Regions from separate parts of the Mus musculus genome. Here region 2 is linked to region 1. The links are chromatin contacts, found by Hi-C or POLR2A ChIA-PET in ENCODE. All regions are on one chromosome and are shown on one strand. The core of a region is the stretch at or near the end of the contact, and the rest is flanking DNA. Distances in the headings are between cores, read along the strand shown.

Region 1 (5,075 bases), core at 1,051-3,550:
TCCTTGTACTTACCAAGATTAGAGGAACTGAAGTTTTCTGCTACAAAACCCCTTTGACCTCGGCCAAGCAAACCATCCTGATTGTGGAGAGAGAAAATGTTGTAGGTCAAGAACCAAAACTGTTGGGGGCTATCTTTAGCGTGCTCTTTGATAACAATTTACTACCAACCTCTGAATCAGACCTAATATCCTCTTGACTTCTAGATAAAACTCCAGGAGTGAATTGCTAAGCTGATACACTTAGCCTCCTACCAGACCTGCAGGCAGGAATGTGCTAAGACCACTTCTGGATCCTGTGGCTCCCCCCGCCCCAACACACACACACCCTATGGAATAGAATAGTCAGGATGAATCCGAGACACAGTGAAGGTGGGAACCCCAGTTCTAAACGTTTCTGAAGGAGAGGATCTGCTGCTCAGAAAGCTGTGCTCCGAGGCTGAAGAGATAACTCAGCCCTACTGTTCTTTCCAGGTTCCATTCCCAGGCTTAGAGCTACACGTAACTCCAGCTCTTGGCCATCTGATGCCCTCTTCCAGCCCCCAAGGGCACTTTCATACGTGTGTGTGTGTGTGTGTGTGTGTGTGTGTGTGTGTGTGTGACACAGAGTCAGCAGGAGTCCCTCTTTGCAGGCCACCCACCCAGGTATCCCCCAGCTCACGAGAGCAACAGCAGCTGTGCAGGTCTCTACTGTTTGACAAGCCTTCCTTGGAGACTTGCGTATTTTTTCTCATTTCTCAACTGCCAGTAAAGCCCTGACTCCCATTCTCACTTCACAGATGGGCAGCAGGAGACAAATTAATGAATCCCCCATAGGTGCCCATCTCCTAATCTTCAGAATCTGGTGTTTTTAAAATTGATAGAACCTCTCTAGAAAGCATTTTGTATAAAAATCTTCGGTCCACTAACTCCACATCTGCAAATTCATCCCAAGTGGGAGAGGGGAAGGGGGGGGGGGACCATAAAAACAAATGCAAAACTCCGTGTATGCAAAAGTATTTACCACAGCTATTGGTTAGAAAATCAGAATAAATTTCCAAAACTAGGCAAAGGCCTGGATAAATTTGGCCACATCTTGTCAACAGAACATTATGAAACTGATTGTATGCTCACACTTTGATCTAACATAGAATAATGAGTTATAGTCTAATCTCTGATAAATAAACCGTTTTTCAGATCATATAACTACGCAAAAACTTTTTTTATGAAAAGGAAGGGCTGGAGAGTTGGTTCAGAAGTTAAGAGCAGGCACTGCTCTTGCAGAGGACCTGAGTTTGGTTTGTAACACCCACATCAAGTGACCCACAGCTAGCTGTTGCTCCAGCTTTAGGGGATCCAATTTCCTCTTCTGGCTGCCACAGATACTTGCATTCATGTGTGCATAACCACATACCTTCACACATACACAGCACAGCACATAATTAAAAAAATAAAACCTATGTGCACATACCTTCACATACACAATCACATAACTAAAAATAAACTCACAACTGGGCAGTAGGGGGGGGGGGACAAAGATGATATTCTCTCTGGAGCCTCCTGAGTGAACACAGCCTTTGACTTCAGCCTCATAAAACATTTCAAAGTTAATAAACGTGTGTTGTTTTATAATGTAGCATTTATGTTCATTGCTGTGATAGTCTTAAGAAACTAGGCGCAAAAGGTAAAACTCAAAGTAACTGCTGTTGCTAAGATGGAACCATTGTCTCTGGCACTCTGATGTCCACAGGGAGCCAGAAGCTCGGCACTTCATAAAGGAGGAAAGCCAGCTCCCTGCCCAGGGCTGCAGGCTACAGCCCTCCATCCTCCTCTTCCCCCTCAGCCTAGGAAAACTGGAGGAGGCTTCAAGGGAGAGTGGGGAAACCTACTTGAATTCAAGAGCTTATTTCTGTAGGAAATCACAGTCCATTCCAGCGAGTTCAGAACTTCTGAAATGAGAGGAAACTGACAATATATATCTAAAGACAATATGAGTTCTTATGCCGTTTTTAAAACTACCTACAATTGTAGAGAGGGCTAAAAGCTTTCTTTTTTTAGGAGAAATGTTAGTCGTGGGCGTGTAGTGTTTCAGCGTTTTAGACTGCGGATGGGGAATACTACAGAGCTTTCTTTATGTATTATGTGTGCTCCCATGCTTCAGGGGATCTGATGCACTGATCCTCAAAAGGCTATTCCAAGCGAGGAGGAGAGCTTGCTGTATATCCAGTACAGACTATACACACAACAGCAGAGCCCTTCTCTGGGAGGCAGAGACTCTGGTTCCAGAGCTCAGCTGTCAGTCAAGTGTGACCTGACTTGAGCCAGTTTCCTCCAGGCTGCTCTAATGAGAGAGCCTGAGTCAGGGATCTCACTGCAAGTAACGGTAGTGACTCTAGCTAAGAATAGCCTGAAATTTGCTGTCACTGGGAGACCAAAGAAAAGCTGGGATACCAAACTTGGGACCCAGGAGAACCCAAGGAAACCAAGCACAGGAATCATGGCAACGTCGATCCCTACGGACCAAATCATTAGGAGCCTGCTGTTTCCCCATGGTCACTCACTATTACAACTCAGCCTTGAAACACATGTTCCAAAGGTTCTGAAAACAACGCTTGGCTGAGCCAGGGTCCTGGTGCACCAAGAGGAGAAGACTTGGGTTCTGGCATGGGACTTTAAACAGAGAGAAGAGGAGTTGGGAACATAGCTCAGCTGGAAAACTGCTGACCTGCACGCAGAAAGCCCTGGGTTCAATCCCCTGCACTGAATAAACTGGTGTGCTGGCACACGGGTAATCCCAGCACTCAGGGAGTGGAGCAGGAGAATCAGAACATCAATATCATCTTTGGCTACATAGGATATTAGAGGCCAGCCTGGGTATGTACAGGAGACCCTGCCTTCATCATCATCATCACCATCACCATCACCATCATCATCAGCATCATCGAGGAAACAATGGCAGATCGTGTGAAGACAGGAATTCCTTTATATTCCAAATTCCCCAAGCCAGGAACATCAGCATCTTCAGAGACACTACAGCTTGGGTCCAGACTGGCAAGAAAATGTAGTGATACATGGGAGAGAGGGAGTTACCTAAGTCAATGAATCTACCTTCTTATGGTGTGTGGGCTTTGTCTACATACAAACCCACCATGTCTCCTTCCCATACCATCACAGTCCTTACTCTTTCCTTGGCTCCCACTCCAGCCTCCTTGCCAACCTTCACCCACAGATCCAGTCCCACTACCCAAGGAAGCTGCAGTCCTGCCGGCCCCCTCCTTCAGAGAGCCATCACTAATGTCCCTTTCACAGTGAACCTTCAACATCAAAACTGTCTCTTGAGACTCTTAGTAACAAACAAGCCACCGCCCCACTCTGGTCTGAGAAAACTTGTCTGTCCCTTTTCCTTTCTCTGGCTAGAGACCACCAGAGCCAGAGCCAGTTCAAGGGTTGAGGGCAGCCTCTGCTCTATAAAGTTCTGCCTTGGAGACTGCAGGGAGTCAGCTGTCTGAAAGATTTAGACTGAGTTGGAGGGACACCATGTGGCCACAACTAGTATGACATTAAGCCTGAGACCTTTCTGTAGTAGTGTAAATACTATGACATTAGGGATACATCAAGAGGAAAAGCTAACATTGACACTTAACTATCTAACACCACCATTTTTATTTCTAATCCTTTCCTTCAATGTTCGCTGACGATTGCAACCACACACATGGAATGTGCCTTCCTTTCCGGTGGCATCTGACCCTCAGCATGTTCCACCCTCAGTCAAGGCTTTCACCACCACTCTCCCCAGAGCTGGTCAGTGCTTGGTAAATTCTAGTGTTCTCAAGTGGCAAGTGGGGCATTGAACCACTGGAGCGGCGTGGTGACTTAGAGCACCATCACCAAGTGGTACAGACAGGTTAAGCCATGGCCGTGCTGCTCATGGACTGTGGGGTCTGAACTTCCCTGAATCCCATTCTCCATTTCTGTCTAGTGGATGGAGGCGGTGAAACTATTTCCAAGGTTGCTAAGAGCTGAAGGAGACAGTGTCTGAGGAAATGTGCCTAGCACAGCGCCTGACCACAGCCCTGACACAGGCACCCCTTCAGGACAGGATTCCTGGACAGGAAGGGATCCCTGGAGCCACACACGCCTACGAGCTGGCTGAAAGCTGAAAAAATCAAATAAGGCAGGTCAGACAGGTAGGTCTAGAAGCTTACAGTACAAGTAAGATTTCAAGCAGGCCCTTTTGCCTCTTCTTGCCAGAACCATGAGCTATTTGTGCCTATCGCTCCTCCCAGCTACAGGAGAGACCAGCTTCCTCACTGCCTCCTCAAAACCAAGGCACTGAGAATCAAGTTAACCAAGACATCTCACACACATACACATGCAAACACATGCACGTACATATGTACTACACATACATTGTTTACACATACATGAATACACACATTTATACACACATACATCCACATATCTACATACATGTATACACATACAAATTCTCATACACACTGGAGCATCATGAGGGATCTGACTGAGGTAACTCTGCCCAGAAAGTTTCTTTAGGAATCACCTGACTCTGAGTGGACCCTAAGGAGCAAAATAAAACAGGGAAGAAAAAGCCAGACCCACATGAGGGTTCTCCCAGAGTCACCCTCCGGAGAGTCGGGCGGCACTTGGTGCAGAAGCCTTTTCGATGACCCTGTGTTGGCCACACTGTGAATTAAAATCGCTCCCTCCCCCTGCTCTCCAGTCCATGTCTTTTTGTATAAGGAGTAGGCACAGGGAGAAATAAGGCTCGTGAGCCACCAACTGTGACGGCTTTCCAGGTTTTCTCAGTGTAAGAATAGTGCAATGGTCAGCTACAGTAGGGACAGACCTGTGCCATCAGGGAAGGTGTCCCAGAGGGAGTGTCCTTTGGCCAAGGTGATATAGAAGGGTCAAATTAAAGGCTGCACACTGATAAAGCTGTTTATTGCCATCCATCCAGCTGACCACCAGAAGGCCTAAACTAGGACAAGTCTATGGATCAAGTGGGAACAACTTCATCAGAAATCTCTGAGGAGTTAAACAAAGCACACACACACACACACACACACACACACACACAC
Region 2 (5,094 bases), core at 1,120-3,619, 600 kb before region 1:
CCCCATGGCTTTACACAGTGCTGCCATCTGGTGGACACATGTGGCCACTGTCAGTTCTCTCTGAGGAGTCTATTCCTGCCGAGAATGTAAGGGATTGATGGCCAAACGAAGATTCACTTTTCTTAATGGTGATACCAAAGACACTTTGAAGAAGGCTTAGCATTGATGGCATAGCGGTGTCTCTGGACATGAGGATAAGAACCTCTATAAAAGGTGAGTCATAGCAGGAAGTGTCTTTAATCCTACTACAGAGGCAGAGGCAGGTGGGTCTTTATAGGATCAAGTCCAGACTTGTCTACTTGTTTACATAGAGAGTTCTAGCTTAGTCGGAGCTACATAGTGAGAGTCTGTCTCAGAAAACAAAATACCCCTCCCTTCCCCACCAAAGACTGCTCTCAAGTCACATCAAGGGGACAGTAGCTTCTTCAGTGTACAACATTCAGTTTATACAGGACAAAGCCACCAGGACTTTCAGTCCTCATGTCACCTCTCGTGGTAGGAGTGGAAGGAGACAGTAGCTTCAGATTCTCAGAATAAGTTTCAAGGACCACTTGGCATCAGTTGGCTCACATCGACTATCTGAGGAATTTTTCAGTTCTGATGCACATCAAGGGGCCTGATAGTGAAGCTCCCGGCAGGACTTATTAAATGGCAAAGTGGGAAGACGCTTGGGGTTAGACGAGTGACATAAGTGGAAAGTCGAGAACCTCCTTGGACTGAACAGCTCTCCATGCTTAGAAAAGAGGCCCCCGATGAGACTGAAGCCTACACCGCAGCCATAGGTCTAGAGCAAACTGGGCAAGTGTCCCAGGCAACTGGTCATTTAGACAAAATGTCAGGAACTTGCTGAGTTCCTGTTGAGTTGAATACAATTGAACTGAGGGCCAAAGATAAGAATCTATGTTCAAGAACCATTTATAAAGGGAGCTTGCAGAGATACTGGGGCCTTTGACCTTGTAATTCTGCAGAGGGTGGTGAGTAAATGCCTACACAAACCCCTCCCATGCCCCTGTTTCTAACCAAGGTTTTGGGGATCTTGAGTTGGAATCTGAGGGTATGTGGGGCAATCAGGCCCAGCAGCATTCCTTCTATCAGCCCCTGTGGCTGAATTGCTGATGGTAAAGAAAGACATTCAAGCAGAAAGCCAATGAGGTGGAACCAAGCCAGCTAGAGGACAAGCTCCTTCTTGCTGCCCACAGCCTTAGACTCTGTAGCTTCCAGTAGGGGAGAAGAGCTGAGAGTGGTCAATAGAAAAATCAAGGTTTGCTGAGCAGCCAGGTGGTGTTCTTGGACCCGGGAAGGGAGGAACTGCATCCTGGAATGATAACCACAGGAGCCTGGGCACCCACTGTGTGTCCTGTCCTAAGCCCTTTTGGTATATCCTCTCATTTAATACTTATAAGCAGGAAGGTATTGTTGATATTTGATAGATGGGGGAAATGTCTCTTATGGTGTTCTGACCCTTGCTCAAGCTCATGTAACTAACACATACAGGAGCATCAAACCCAGGAGCCTCTCTCTCTCTCTCTCTCTCTCTGTGTGTGTGTGTGTGTGTGTGTGTGTTTCTACATCCTCTCTCCAGAAAGGCTCTGTCGACCACTTGATAGCCATGAACACTGAATGTGTGGGAATTATACAAGTCATGGAGAATTGCATCCTCTTGTCCCAATACTGCGTATAAGGCTTCCTTAGACGTGGGGTGTAGTGATATCCATAAGCAGTAACGGCTCCCAGAGCATGAATTCGTCCAGGGAGCTGCATAGTGCATAGATGTGACCAACGATTGCAGAGACACCCTCACTATTCACTATGCCTCTCCTAGAGATTTCCGGAAGGCATTTGGTGACACCCGGGAGACCAACAGAGAGAGGCAGAGTAAAGGCTCAAGAAGCATAAGGTGTGGACATTATGAGGCCTAGCCACTTGTATGGTTTGAGTCTCCATTATCAAAAAGGAGATGGAGGCGAGGAGTCCGTTTTTTCAGGTGGAAAAGCAGAATGCCCTCAGTTGGGGAAGGTGAGGGTATAGGAGCATCTTGGTCCCCAAAGCTTGGGCTTCTTAGCGGGAGCGCGAGCGGGGAATTACTCTAGAGGTGGAATCTGCCGGCCTGGGCGGGGACTGGAGGTTCCTGATCTGCAGGCCCTAGGGTGGCCCGAGGGCGCGGGAGACTCAGCTGTGTCCGGACCGGAGCCTGCTGCCAGCAGGTGGGGCGCGGGGCGGGGCTCCGCCCCCTGGCCCCTCCTCGTTGGTCCGCAGCCGCCCAGTCCCGACCCTTTTCCAGAGCCAGAGCGCGATTGGTGGCGGCGCTTGTCGCTCGGAGGGGGCCGGGCCGCTCTGCTTCGCTCCTCTGGTCGCAGCCACAGCCGCGGTTCTCCTGAGCGGCGAGCGGAGGGCTGGTGGCATCTCCCAGGCAGCCAGCACTGGAGATGGAAAGCAACGCGGCTGGGCCCTGGCAGTGACAAAGTTTCCCAGCCCTGCAGGTCTCGTCTCGCCACTGCCGGCCACCCGTGACCGCCTAGGGAAAAGCTCGGGGATTTTGAATTTGCGGGGGAAAAGCCCAAAACAAAAATCTAGACCCACCTCGTTTTCTTTGTGGAGCTCTTTCTCAGGGTGGCCAGCGGCCGGAGCTGCAAAGTTGTGCGCCGCAGCTCACACTGCCAGGAGACCCGCCTTTGGAGAGACTTAGGTGCTGGCGCACCCAGAGACCCCAGACGTGCCAAGGGGGTTGAGCGCGGGGGAGTTTGGGGTGTACAGCGAGGAGGGGCCCCGGGTGCTCTATATGGAGGAAGGACCCCAGAATGGTGTGTACCAGGAAGACCAAAACTTTGGTGTCCACTTGCGTGATCCTAAGCGGCATGACCAACATCATATGCCTGCTGTACGTGGGCTGGGTCACCAACTACATCGCCAGCGTGTATGTGCGGGGGCAGGAGCCAGTGCCCGACAAGAAGCTGGAGGAAGATAAAGGGGACACCCTGAAAATTATCGAGCGGCTGGACCACTTGGAGAATGTCATCAAACAGCATATCCAAGGTACAGGCGTCCTGAGAAACTTGAGCCAGGCGCGAGGCCCGGGAGTGCCCAGTGTGTTCTGCTTGTGGGATGCGCTGGGGCCAATGCGTAGGAGACCAGCGATTGCAGGGAGGGCTATAGGTTGGCAGCTACGTGGTTGGAGGGATTGCAAGGACTGGTGTCCTGGATCTTTTGTGTCTGCCGCCCTGTGAGTCTTCCCTGTGTACGCGTGTGCACAGGTGGTGTGTGTGTGTGTGTGTGTGTGTGTGTGTGTGTGTGTGTGTGTGTGTCTGTGTGTGTGTGTGTGTAGCTTGCTGTCAGTATGGGGACGCGATGTGCACGTGTCCAAACGTGCGTATGATTCCAGGGTGCTCCTTTCCAGGATCGCAGGATCTCACACTAGTCCGGGAGTGTGTCTGACTGGATGTTTGTGCTTCCAAGAGAGAATGTGAGGGCAAAAGAGCTTATTTGCCGGGCTTGTAAGGGACAAGAGAAATGCCTTGTATGACTCTAACTGTGGGTTTTAAGGAGCAGCAAGCTTCAAGACAAATGCGGAGTAGAAAATTACATCGGCCCAGTATTGGCTCCAGCCTCAGTCAGTCTCAGTAGGACTGGGACTGCAGGGGGCATCTTAAGTAGAAAACTGTCCCCACCTAGAGCACACCTGCCTATCCAGGATCCTCCCCTAAGGAGCAGGTGTCAAACCCAAGAAGCAGCTTAGTCCACTGTGGTGGTGTTTCTTCTGTTTCGGATGGAGAAAACCCACGCTGGGCTGCGGCTTTACTTCAGAGCCTTCCGGGTTCTAGCAAGGCCAATCTGCCAGGACAGTTACCTCAGTTGCGGAAGCAGGAAGCAGCCACAGCAGAGCAGACAAACCCACAGGAGCTGGGTCTGAAATCCAAGGCTGCAGTGGGTGGGTGTCTCCAGACTGGGTCCAAAGAGACAGTAGGATATAGAGAAGTCTCCTGCTGTGACCCGGGCAGTGTGAGTATCAGAGGGAAGGGATGGAGCTCGGGGCTCCTAGAGTAAGGTGTGCTCACAGGTGATAGCAATCTGGATTCTCCCTGTCCACCCCAGGTGTCCCCTGCTTTCTTAGACAGGGAGGCTTCTGACCTATAGGGCCCAGCGAGTTTACCTGTAAACCTGGCAGGCCATCTGAGCTACAGGCTGCCTGCTCTGTTTACTCAGGACTACTCTGAATTGGTGTGCTTCCCACATGGCCAGATCGACTCCTTCCCTGGGGAGGTTCCGCTGAGGGCAGAAAGGTGACACAGACAAAGCAAGCACTTGACTTTGAGGGCCCCTAGAAGAGGGACCTTTGGAAGCTCTTACTTCAGACCCACCTCTGTCTCATCCCTGCATTGAGCCTGACAGACCAAACTGTGCCATAGTGCCTGTTGCTGCCATTCTTACTGGGTTTCTATCCCTGGGGTCAGACTCAACGTTAGTCAGCAAGAGAAGTGCACCCTTGATGTGATCTGGGAGATGGACTCAAGGCTGCACCTTGCTCAGACATCTCCAATGTACACACAGATTTTAAGAGATCTTCTGTCATGTATCCACTGTGTCTATGTGTTCAAAAGGATTCTCCCGTTCTTTTCTATCTAGTCAGGAAAGAAGCAAGCAAGGGACTGCTTCAGGAGTCATTTCGAGGATTTCATGAACTCAGGAGCTCAGCACTGAGCAGGCCCTCTCATGTTCAATGTGGGCCATGCCACATGACTTACAAGGCTCCACACAAAAACCATCGTGGAAGTTGGGGATAAAAGAGAACACTTGTAATTTTTCTACCAGGAAGACCTTAGCACTTCCGAATGCTGACCTGATCAACTGGAGGAGAGATGTTCTAAAAAAGAAAGAAAGAAGGAAGGACCCTCCTCAGACTGTGTTAGTCTAGTTGTACTTTGGACAGTAGGAAATTAATGAATTATGAGGACAGGGCCAAAGCCACTACCTGCAGAGGGTGAGGCAGTGACTTGGGAAAGGCTAGGCATGAAGCAGACAGATGGCAGAGGCTAGCTGGTTGCTTGTGCTTTAGTAGTGTTCTGATGAAGACAATGCCCTCCAGGGCTCCAGAACAGC

Evidence for each region. Hi-C counts contacts between places; a loop is a spot of excess contacts on that map. ChIA-PET counts read pairs that join two places held with the same protein, here RNA polymerase II (POLR2A).
Region 2: a loop to region 1 is called in a map of heart, with 7 times the contacts of the local background. The contact joins the promoter of Galnt18 here to the enhancer-like site in region 1. A Hi-C loop is called at or near these places in 13 of 37 maps with a recorded cell type or tissue (gastrocnemius, heart and left cerebral cortex). POLR2A ChIA-PET finds 5 or more read pairs at or near these places in 1 of 5 experiments (Patski).

What each region holds. Positions count from the first base shown.
Region 1 is chr7:111,180,921-111,185,995 of GRCm38, reverse strand. No RefSeq gene overlaps it. Among named protein-coding and RNA genes, the nearest start is that of Gm33098, 27 kb to the left of the region's middle. Within about 2 kb of position 2,300, at least 1 of the 3 ENCODE cell types and tissues checked has a DNase peak (open chromatin) inside an H3K27ac peak, as active enhancers do; it is heart, where a contact is called at or near this core.
Region 2 is chr7:111,777,252-111,782,345 of GRCm38, reverse strand. Galnt18 (polypeptide N-acetylgalactosaminyltransferase 18) reads left to right here and starts at 2,369. Exons shown (of 11, transcript NM_001360903.1): 1 at 2,369-3,033. The coding sequence starts at 2,799.